2 separate regions of the Homo sapiens genome follow, and region 2 is linked to region 1. A link is an interaction called in ENCODE POLR2A ChIA-PET data of the cell type or tissue named here. Cell type or tissue: PC-3. All regions are shown on one strand. Links, peaks and the distances in the headings refer to the core of each region. The heading gives the core; the rest is flanking DNA. Region 1 overlaps ANO10 (anoctamin 10). Region 2 has its middle 57 kb from the start of ABHD5.

What was found. Peaks named below come from ENCODE experiments on the same cell type or tissue, not always from the same donor. Only the 100,000 strongest peaks of a DNase experiment are listed, where the experiment ranks them.
Region 2: POLR2A ChIA-PET joins it to region 1 with 17 read pairs; 3 of 35 experiments call an interaction of 5 or more read pairs at or near these places.

What each region holds. Positions count from the first base shown.
Region 1 is chr3:43,604,612-43,609,992 of GRCh38, reverse strand. ANO10 (anoctamin 10) reads left to right here. Exons shown (of 13, transcript NM_018075.5): 2 at 4,130-4,279. The coding sequence starts at 4,141. Among named protein-coding and RNA genes, the nearest start is that of ANO10, 15 kb to the left of the region's middle. In PC-3, for the core only: no CTCF peak of the experiment used is centred there; no DNase peak of the experiment used is centred there.
Region 2 is chr3:43,745,569-43,750,949 of GRCh38, reverse strand. No RefSeq gene overlaps it. Among named protein-coding and RNA genes, the nearest start is that of ABHD5, 57 kb to the right of the region's middle. In PC-3, for the core only: a CTCF peak has its summit at 2,493; a DNase peak (open chromatin) is centred at 3,019; H3K27ac peaks cover 1,283 bases.

The sequences.
Region 1 (5,381 bases), core at 241-5,240:
TTTAGTATAGCCTAAATGTACAGTGTTTTATAAAGTCTACAGTAGTATACAATAATGTCTTAGGCCTTCACATTCACTAACCACTCACTCACTGACTCACCCAGAGCAACTTCCAGTCCTGCAAGCTCCATTCATGGTAAATACCCTATACAGGTGTATTCATTTTTAAATATTTTATACTGTATTTTCACTGTACTTTTTCTATGTTTAGATATACAAATACATATTATTGTGTTACAATTGCCTACAGGATTCAGTGCAGTAACATGCTGTATAGGTTTGTGGCCTTGGAGTAATAAGGCTACAAACCTATACATACCTATACTGTATAGCCTAGGTATGTAATAGGTTATGCCATCTAGGTTTGTATGAGTACACTCTATGATGTTTCCACAACAGTGAAACTGCCCATTTCTCAGAACTGTCTTTGTCATTAAGTGATGTATGACCGTAAATGGTTGGAATTCTCCAAATTGTTAGAAGGATCCTTTGTTATCAGTTCATTGTTGGTGTTGTCTTCACTTGGTCATGATTTTGGCTTGAGGTTTACTTTTTGGCTGCTATTTTTTGTTATTAATATTTGGGCACTGTTTTACTTGTTTTATACATTTAATTTTGCTTTAGGTCAGAAGATTCTGTAATATGGTTTCACTTTGTCATTTTATCTTGAACTGTTTAGCTCATCTTCAACAGAGTTGTATGGTAGATAATTCAAAATGAAGATTTCATTTAGTAGGAAAAAACATACAGAATTTGGATATCTCTAATGACTCTATTTTCTCTAGTTTTAAGCTGTGTATCATGGGAAACGAACTTCTTGCTTACTATGAGCTTAACAAAGTAACTTCTTCATTCAATTTTCCTCTTGGTTTTTAAAGTATAAATTATAGGACTTTAGGAAGATTACATAGAATTGTGTATTTAGGTACCAATACAGTGTCTTATATGTAGTGAGAAATTCAACAAAAGAGAAATTTAGTAAAGAGGAAATTAAATTTAAAAGGCGGTAGGGGAGTTCCTATATTACAAAAGCTGTCTGTTCACTAAATATAAGATTGCTATGTTCCAGATGCCAGATCATTTGCAATCATTTCCTTCTGTCTTAACACTCTTGGCCAGGCACATGGCTCACACCTGCAATCCCAGCACTTTGGGAAGCTGAGGAGGGAGAACTGCTTGAGCTCAGTAGTTTGAGACCAGCCTGGACAACATAGGGAGACCCCATCTCTACAAAAATGAAAAAATTAGCTGGGTGTCATGGCACGCACCTGTGGTCCCAGCTACTTGGAAGGTTGAAGTGGGAGGATTGCTTGGGCCCCAGAGTTTGAGGCTGCAGTGAGCCACGATCACACCGCTGTACTCCAGACTAGCCTGGGTGACAGAGCAAGACCCTGTCTAAAAACAAAACAAAACAAAACAAAGGCCATGTGCAGTGGCTTATACCTGAAGCTGAAGTCCCAGCAATTTGGGGAGGCCAAGGCTAAAGGATCACTCGAGCCCAAGAGTTCGAGATGAGCCTGGGCAACATGGCAAAACCCTGTCTCTACAAAAAATACAAAAATTAGCTGGGAATGGTGGCACATGCTACTACTGTACTCCAGCCTGGGCAAAAGAGTGAGACCCTGTCTCAGGGTCAATTTTTGTATGTTTGAAAATGGCTTTATTTGTCTTTTATTCTTGAGGCATATTTTGACCAGGTACATAATTTTGGAGTAGCCATAATATTCTCTTGGGACACTGAAGATACTCTTTCAGTCTAATTATTGCCCTTCAAGGTACTTTGTCTTTATTTTTCTGCTTTAAGAATTTTCTCTCTCTTGGCTTTTCTGATGTTTTACTGTGCTTTTTCTTTTTATTTATCTTGATGGAGGTATATAGAGATTCTTAAATCTGTGCCTTGGTATATTTTGTCAGCTTTGGGAAATTCTTGGTCAGTCTCTTCAGATATTGTTTGTACTCTAATACCTCCCCCTTTTAGTTCCTTGTAGTTCCTTGTCTTTTACTCTTTTTACGTGTTTTCTTCATTTTTTGTCCTCAGGGCTCAATTGTAGATATTTTCTTTGTGCCTGTGTTATCATTCAATGGTTTTTATCTTTAGCTTTGTCTGATTTTCTATAAAGCCTTCCTTGGGTTCTTAATTTTGACTCATATTTTTAAATTCTAGAATTTCCATTAAAAATAATTTTCAGTTCTTTGCCAAAATTATCAATCTTGTCTTTTAGTTCTTTGAATATATGATCATTATTTTAAAGTCCTTTCACTTACATTATTTGGATCTATTATGTGTTTGTTTCTATTGCTTGTTACTATTTTTCATTTTCATACGTAGTAACTTTTCTCCTGATTGAGATGATGCAAACCTAGAATTTAGTTCCTATCGGGGTGATCTAATTCTCCTTCACTATTATGTTTAGAATGTAGCCTTTTCAGATCCCAGTTCAAAGTGGGGATTTTATCTGACTGTCTTCCTTGGTGGGTTCTCTACTAATTACATGTTTTGTCCCCTAGCCTCCCATGGCCAACAGAAGCCCTGCTTAGTGTCTCACCCTCTCAGCAGAGGCCCCAGAGAAACTGGTTGCAAGTGCTTAGCTTTCTGGACTCCATTATTTCCCATTGCCTTGGTTTTTTTTTTGTTTGTTTGTTTTGTTTTTTTTTTTTAGACAGGGTCTTGCTATGTTGCCCAGGCTGGTCTTGAACTCCTGGGCTCAAGTGATCCTCCAGGCTCAGTCTCCAAAATAGCTGGGATTACAGGTGTAAGCCACCATGTCCAGCTTAGTTGGCTTTTTGTTATTCACAAATTTTTAAAAATACAGGTCACATATTCTTTATCCAAAATGCTGGGACCAATAGTGTTTCACATTTTGGATTTTTTCACATTTTGGAATATTTGCATTTATATAATGAGATCTCTTGGGAATGGGACCCAAGGCTAAACATGAAATTTATGTTTCAAATGCACTTTGTACACATAGCCTAAAAGTAATTTTATATAATATTTTAAATAATTTTGTGCGTGAGATCAACTTTGTGCTAAGTACTTACGTGTGGAATTTTCCACTTCTGATGTCACATATATATGCACATATATATGTATGTGAGTGTGGGTGTATATTGTCTAGTTGTCTTCAGCAGAAGAGTTTGAACCCTTTAATCTGCTGTCCTGGAAGTGGAAGTCTTGGCTTGTGTTCATAGTTAATGTGTCACTTTGAGGATGTGTAGTTTTGGAGGAAATGTATAGTAGTGGTTCTGCCTAGCTGAGATGGGTACTGTAGAGAGTTCCATATAATTACACCTTGACTACCCATTACCCACTAACAGTTTTCTTTTTCTGTCTTTTTTTTTTTTAGTAGTTATATTCAGTCCAGTTGTCTGCTTCTATAGATTTAACCCCGAGCTATCCTTTCCTCTTCATTGTCATTGTTCAGACCAGTATCAGCTTTTTCTAGACTCCTTTAATGGCCCCCTAACTGGCCTCCCACACTCTAGGCTGACTCTTTGTGATCTGTAATAGCTCCCTACCGACTACATCAGTTCTCTGCTCATAATGAATTGGTGACTCCCATTGTATGTTAGACAAAGCCCATTTCCTTTGTAATCTGGGACCCTAGTTGGATACCAGCTCATTCCCACCCTTCTTTCCTCCTACACAAAGTTAATGTTCCCACCATACCTAAACATTTGTATTTCTCTAAGCCTCTTGGCTGTTTTTTCATCATTATTTTCTAGGGAAATATAATTTTGTCTACTTAGGATACCTCTCATTGTGTATCTGGCAAACTGCTACTCATTCCTCTGAATCCTGTTCAGATGTCACATTCTTTGAAAATACTTTCTTATTCCGCTTGTGTGAGAGCACATTTTACATCGTTATCCTTCATTTACACAAATGTCTATTCTGCTGCATTCTGAGCTGCTTATAGAAAAGGATGGCGTTCTTTCCAAAGCTTGGCTCACACATGTACTTTGAACCATTGGTTGAGTCTGTCATATAACCCATCTGAATCACGAGAAATTTGCTTTTATCTTGGAAGCCAGAATTAGGTATAATTGGGAGAAAATGAAGTCTATAGCATATTTCTCTTTGCCATAATAACAACCCATTTTCACTCTTTATTTTAATTTTCCGCAGATTTGTCAAAGATGAAAGTGACCTTATCAGCTTTGGATACTTCTGAGAGTTCTTTCACACCTTTGGTGGTCATAGAACTTGCTCAGGATGTCAAAGAAGAAACCAAAGAATGGCTGAAAAACAGAATTATAGCTAAAAAAAAAGATGGAGGTGAGTAAAATAGTCACTGCTCAGACTTAGTCTGGCCTCCCACACTGTATGCTCAGCCTCCCACACTGTATGCTCAGTCACTAAAAATGTATTTGCAAATGTGTTTTATAATTTTCGTTGATATATTTTATTTACTAATGTTAAATTTTTTGCCTTTTATTATCTATCTGGGACTTGAAAGGAGGTCCTAAATCAACAGGAGGCTTTAAGTTCCCATTAAACTGAAAGCAGCATGAGTGGTTTTCTTCACAGCTCTAAATAGTATGCCTACCACACTGTTTGGTGCATAGTAGGTGCTTAAAAAATATTTGTCAAATGAATGGACAAGTATCTATTGTATGCTCTTTATGTGCCAGTTATGGTGCTAAGGGAGAGATAAATATGGTCTCTTCCTGCAAAGTTGTTACCATCAGGGTAGAAAGAAATTCAAAATAAAGAAAAGTACATGGAAGAGCTGTCACAAAGCAGTGCATGGCATGAACAAATGAATCGTGTATACTTACTGTAAAAGGAAAGGAAAGGGTTAGATGACACTATGGCAGTACTTTCTTCAGTGGCAAGGAATGACTTAAGATGCCAAGGTTTAGCTTTCTCTTGACAGGTGACATGGGTTCCCAGTCTGGGTGAGAAAGCAGCGGGTGTTTTAGTGTTTTACATGAGCAAGTATTTTGTAAACTATACAAAACAACACCTTAGTCTGCACAGTCTCTGAACACTGAACTAGACTTAGACTCTTTAAAAAAAAAACTGTTACTATAAACTGAAGTTATTTCTTAAGAATAAAATTGGAATCAAAGTGGAATTAAAATTTTTTTCAAACAGTTGAACCAGAAGGAAACTTAAAAGCAGGAGTATTTGCTTGCTGAAATGTGAGCATTTCACTGAACTTAAGTCTGTTCTTTAAAATTTTTGTGATTTAGGAACTATGTAGTGTTTCAGTGTGAAAGATTCCAGTGTATTCCCAGCCATCTTTTTGCTGATTGTGTGCCTTCAGAGACACACAGGGAAGGGATGGGCATCTTTCCACACTTTTTGGGCGATCATAAAAAATCTTTCCAAAAAAGTGTTCTGCATCTTCCAGGTGAAGGGAGTAGATTTATAC
Region 2 (5,381 bases), core at 197-5,196, 140 kb before region 1:
ATATTATTCAGCCTTAAAAAGGAAAGTGATTCTGACACATGCTACAACATGGGTGAACCATGAAGGCATCACGCTAAATGAAAGAAGCCAGTCACAAAAGACAAAAATTGTATGATTCCACTTGTATGTACCTAGAATAGTCAAATTCATAGAGACAGAAAGTAAGATAGGGATTATCTGGGGCTGGAAGAGGGTAAAATATGGAGTTGTTATTTAATGGATACAGAGTTTCTGTTTGAGATGGGAAAAACCTATTCTGGAAACAGATCATGATGATGGTCACACAACATTGTAAATGTACTTAGTTCTACTGAATTGCATGCTTAAAAATTGCTTAAAATGGTAAATTCTGTGTTATGCATATTTCACTACAATACAAAAATGAAAAAAAAAACTCAAAATTATGAAGGCTTAATACCATTTCTGCCACTTATAAAAAGCTGAGTAGGTAGACCAGGGCTGGTAAGGTAACCGCATGATTATCAGACCAAGGCTCCTAGTACCTGGTTCCTCTGCCACTCAGCATGAGGCTTCTCCCTCATGGTCCAGATGGCAACTTCTCTTTTGTTGTTGTTGTTTTTTTTTTTTTGAGACGGAGTCTCCCTCTGTCACCCAGGCTGGAGTGCAGTGGCACGATCTCGGCTTACTGCAGCCTCCGCCTCCTGGATTCGAGCAATTCTCCTGCCTCAGCCTCCTGAGTAGCCGGGACTAGCGGTGCTCACCACCATGCCTGGCTAATTTTTGTATTTTTAGTAGAGACAAGGTTTCACCATGTTGGCCAGGCTGTTCTCAAACTCATGACCTCAAGTGATCCTCCTGCCCTGGCCTCCCAAAGTGCTGGGATTACAGGCATGAACCACCGTGCCCGGCCCAGATAGCAGCTTCTACTCCTAGAATCACATCAGCATTCCAGCCAGCAGAAAGAGAGAACACTGGAAAGGGAAGCATGTTCTTACCTTTCAAGGGTATGGCCTGGGTATTGCACACATCACTTCCACTTTTATCCCAATAAGCAGAATTTATTTATTTATCTAATTAGCCAGGCATGGTGGTGCATGCCTGTGGTCCCAGCTACTTGGGAGGCTGAGGTGGGGGAGTCTCTTGAGCCCAGGAGGTGGAAGGTACATTGAGCCAAGATCATACGATTGCACTCCAGCCTGGGTGAAAGAATGAGACCCCATCTCAAAAAAAAAAAAAAAAAAAAAAAAAGAACTTCTTTCTCTAGCTGCCATAGAGGCTGGGAAGCACAGTCTTCAATCCACACAGTATTTGTTCAGCTAAAAATTCTACTGCTCTGTAAATGGTGGGGGGGGGGTGGGGGAGGCATAGATATTGGGATATAGTTAACAATCCCTATCAAAAGCATAGTAACCCTATGAAGTAACTCCTATTACCCCATTTTAGAGATTGAGAGACCAAGGCTCAGACTAGTTAAGTAACTCACCCAACGTCATTCTAAGTGAATGGCAGACTTGAAAAACCCTTTCCACTACATTATGCTCACTCCCTCCAGGAAGTAAAGTTCATCTGCAGTTCCCTCGGAGACACTGCGAGAGAGAGGGTAGGCTGGGAGCAGAGGGTGGAGGTAAGGGAAGCCACACTGTAGCTGAGCCCACAGACTCACCCCTTGTGGCATTTAGGATGATAGATATGAGGGGACATGGAGTTGCTGAGTGGCTGGAGTGCAGTGCCGTAGGCTCATCACTGGCCCGTGAAAGTCACTTATTAAATGATCAGAAACGTTGTGAACCAGTGGTTAAACACAGCCATTGTAAAATTAAATTTCATAAACTTACAATTAAATAAATTATATTAAAAACAAAGGTAATAAATACCCAAACTCATCACTTCTTAATTATTTTACTGCGTCTTACTGTCTTCTATGCTCTTAAGGGTCTGGTATCTATTGTGTCTTGATGGTGGAATCCTCCCTGATGGGGGCTACTGCCCAGCTCCTCCTTACTCTGTGCTCAGTGACGTCTCCTGGATAGCCTGATATCAGCTGTGGGGGAAATGTTTACAACACAGAAATCAGCAGAGACTACAGAACAGAGGCTTCAGCCACTTCCTAGCACAAGACTGCATACGCATATACAGGCGGTATAACCGGGATCACTGAGGAGCCTGCAGGTTGGGCTGAGTAGAGAAGGCCTGCGCTCCTTTCTCTGACTGGCTCCCCATCCCTCTTCTCTCCTGCATTCTGACCTCTGTTAATAAAAAGACCTCACTTTATCTTTAAGAGAATTTCTGATACACAAAGTGTTCAGGGATTGAAGTAGACAAATAATTTGGGTTAATGTGCATATCCCTGTTGTCACGTGGTCCTTGGTAGAGGGCTTGTGGGGGGTCCACTGTGGCTCCCAAGCCCCCTCCACCCTACCACAAGCTGCTGCGCAGGTGGAGCGTCCCCACTTTTCCCAGAAGGTGAAGCCAGGATGGAGGAGGAAAGGCTCCTGTAAACAATGGCTCCCTCTGCCCTTTGAATGGATAATGTCGGTTTCCCTCTTGGAAATGAATCAGGCAGCCACGTGGTATCCTCTGCCAGCCCTCTGCTGCTTTCAGTATGACATGCAGGCAGTTGGGGGCTGGAGAGTGAGGGAGGTGAGATGCACAGCCAGCCAGATTTGAAGATGAACCTGGGCGTGGCTCAGCCAGAGGAGAAGGACACCAAGTTCCCAGGAATTCCTGGCCATCAGGCTCAGGAGCACTGCTTCTCACTCAGCCAGACACATGCAATCACCCACATCTCAACTCCAAAGCAGAGAAAATGAAAACCAAAAGAAGCTTTAAACATGGGGAGGACCCTGTCTCATTTTTCTGTACCAAAAATAAAAGCAGCTTGGAGAAAACATTACCTAGAATGCAAAGCATAGCCCCCTCAGCCCTCCACTGAGGCCTCCTTCTCTCCAAAGACTGTCTTATCTATCCAAAGACTTGCTCTGCTACTCTTGCAGGTTAGGTTCCTCGAAGCAGAGGCTGAGTTTAATAGGGGTCAATCCTGGCGGGGCAGGATGAGCTGAGGAAGACGCCAATCTGTGACTCAGGCCCCACACAGCCATGGTCAGCCAAGGGCCTGGAGCAGGCTCGCCTGGCAGTATCCACATTTGGTCCAAGTGGCCAGACTCTCACACCCTGGCTCCTAAGGGGTTGGATACAGACTCCCTGGGGGTGTAACCTTGGGCAAGGTACACAGGAAAGAGCTTACAACCAGCAGCTGACTGCACGCCCGCAGCTGGCCACTGTGCCTTCCTGAAGGGGAGCTGGGCAGTGCAGCTCTGTGTCCACCACACAAACCCATAATGTTTTGACACTACCTGTGGAGCTGATGCTCTTGGCAGGACCGTATCTGCCTCTCCAAACCAACAGGAGCTTGAATATTCACATCATCGTTGTTCAGCCCTGTGGCCTGAGCTTGTCACTTGATTTCTGCTTCTAAGCCTCTATTTCCTTGTCTGTGAAATGAGACATAAAGACTCTATGAACTGAGGACATAGCGGGCCCTGGATACGGTGCGTGCCTTTCTCCTCCTCTCCTGCCTCTCGTCCCCACCCTCCATGAGGTGGCCAAGACCTTCTTATTCTTTATTCTCTACAAACGCACATTCTTTACCCTCATTTCTCTCAGCTCCCCAGGGCCCAGCTCCTCCCTCACCTAGGGCTGTTTGGCAGAGCCCCCTTTTTCTTTTTTCTTTTTTTTTTTTTTTTTTTTTTGAGACAGAGTCTCGCTCTTTCACCCAGGCCGGACTGCAGTGGCATAATCTCGGCTCACTGCAAGCTCCATCTCCCGGGTTCACGCCATTCTCCTTCCTCAGCCTCCCGAGTAGCTGGGACTACAGGCTCCCGCCACCGTGCCTGACTAATTTTTTTTGTATTTTTAATAGAGACGGGGTTTCGCTATGTTAGCCAGGCTTGTCTCAAACTCCTGACCTCGTGATCTGCCCGCCTTGGCCTCCCAAAGTGCTGGGATTACAGGCGCCCGGTCAGAGCCCCCTTTTTCAAAGCATCTGTCCTGCTCCCCACATCCCAGGGGCAAGATCTCTAAAAGAGCAATTGACCAAGTCTCCCTACCTCTGTTCCTTGCTCCCAATTTAAATCCCCAATAGCCCCCTGAACTTCCAAGCTGGATAAGTTTCTTACTGCTGCTGTAACAAATGAACACAGCAACATGAATCCATCATCTTATAGTGCTGGAGTTAAGAAGTCCACAACGGATCTCATGGGACTAAAATCAAAGCATCCACAGGGCTGTGTTCCTTTCTGGAGGCTCAAGGAGAGAATCTGTTTCCTTACCTTTTCCAGCTTCTAGAGCAGGGGTCCCCAATCCCGGGACCACAGACAGGTACTGGTCCGTGGCCTATTAGGACCAGGCTGCACAGCAGGAGGTGAGCAGCAGGCAACCAAGAGAAGCTTCAACTGTGTTTACAGCCACTCCCCATCACTTGCATTACTGCCTGAGCTCCACTTCCTTTCAGATTAGTGGGGCATTAGATTCTCATAGGAGCATGAACCCTACTGTGAACTGTGAATGCATGTAAGGGATCTAGGTTGGGTACTCCTTATAAGAATCTAATGCCTGATGATCTGTCACTCCCATCACCCCCAGATGGGACCATCTAGCTGACCATCTAGTTGAAGGAAAACAAGCTCAGGGTTCCCATTGATTCTACATTATGGTGACTTGTATAATTACTTCATTATATATTATAATGTAATAATTATAGAAATAAAGTGTACAATAAATATGATATTCTTGAATCATTCCAAAACCATTCCCCTCCCCACACCATCCATGGAAAAATTGTCTTCCCCAAAACTGATCCCTGGTGCCAAAAAGGATGGGGACCGCTGTTCTAGAGACTGCCTATACTCCTTGGCTTATGGGCCCCTCCATCTTCAAAGCCAGCAGTAACCTGTCAGGTCTTTCTCACATCACATCAATGTGACATTGACTCTCCTGCCTTTCTCTTCCACATTTAAGGCCCCTTGTGATTACACTGGCCCACCTAGATTATCCAGGGTACTATCCCATTTAAGGTCAGCTGGTTAGAAACCTTAACTCCTTCTGCTATCTGAATTCCCCCTTGCCATGTAACATAACAGGCACAGGCTCCAGAGATTCAGGCCTGGACATCTTTGGGGGGAAGTTACGTTGTCATTTTGGCCACGGTCAGAATCCCTTCACCAGGGTCTTCTTAACACAATGCAGCCAGAGGAAACTTTCAAAAAACAAGCCAGTCTGTGATCCCTGATTACACTCTCCAATTGACATTAAGAAAAGAATCCTGAACCAAATTACCTAATCTAGGCTCTCTGGCCTCTGCCTTTCCATTGCCTCATTTCAGGCTCCTCTTTCCTCCTGTCTTTCCTACCAACCCACAAATG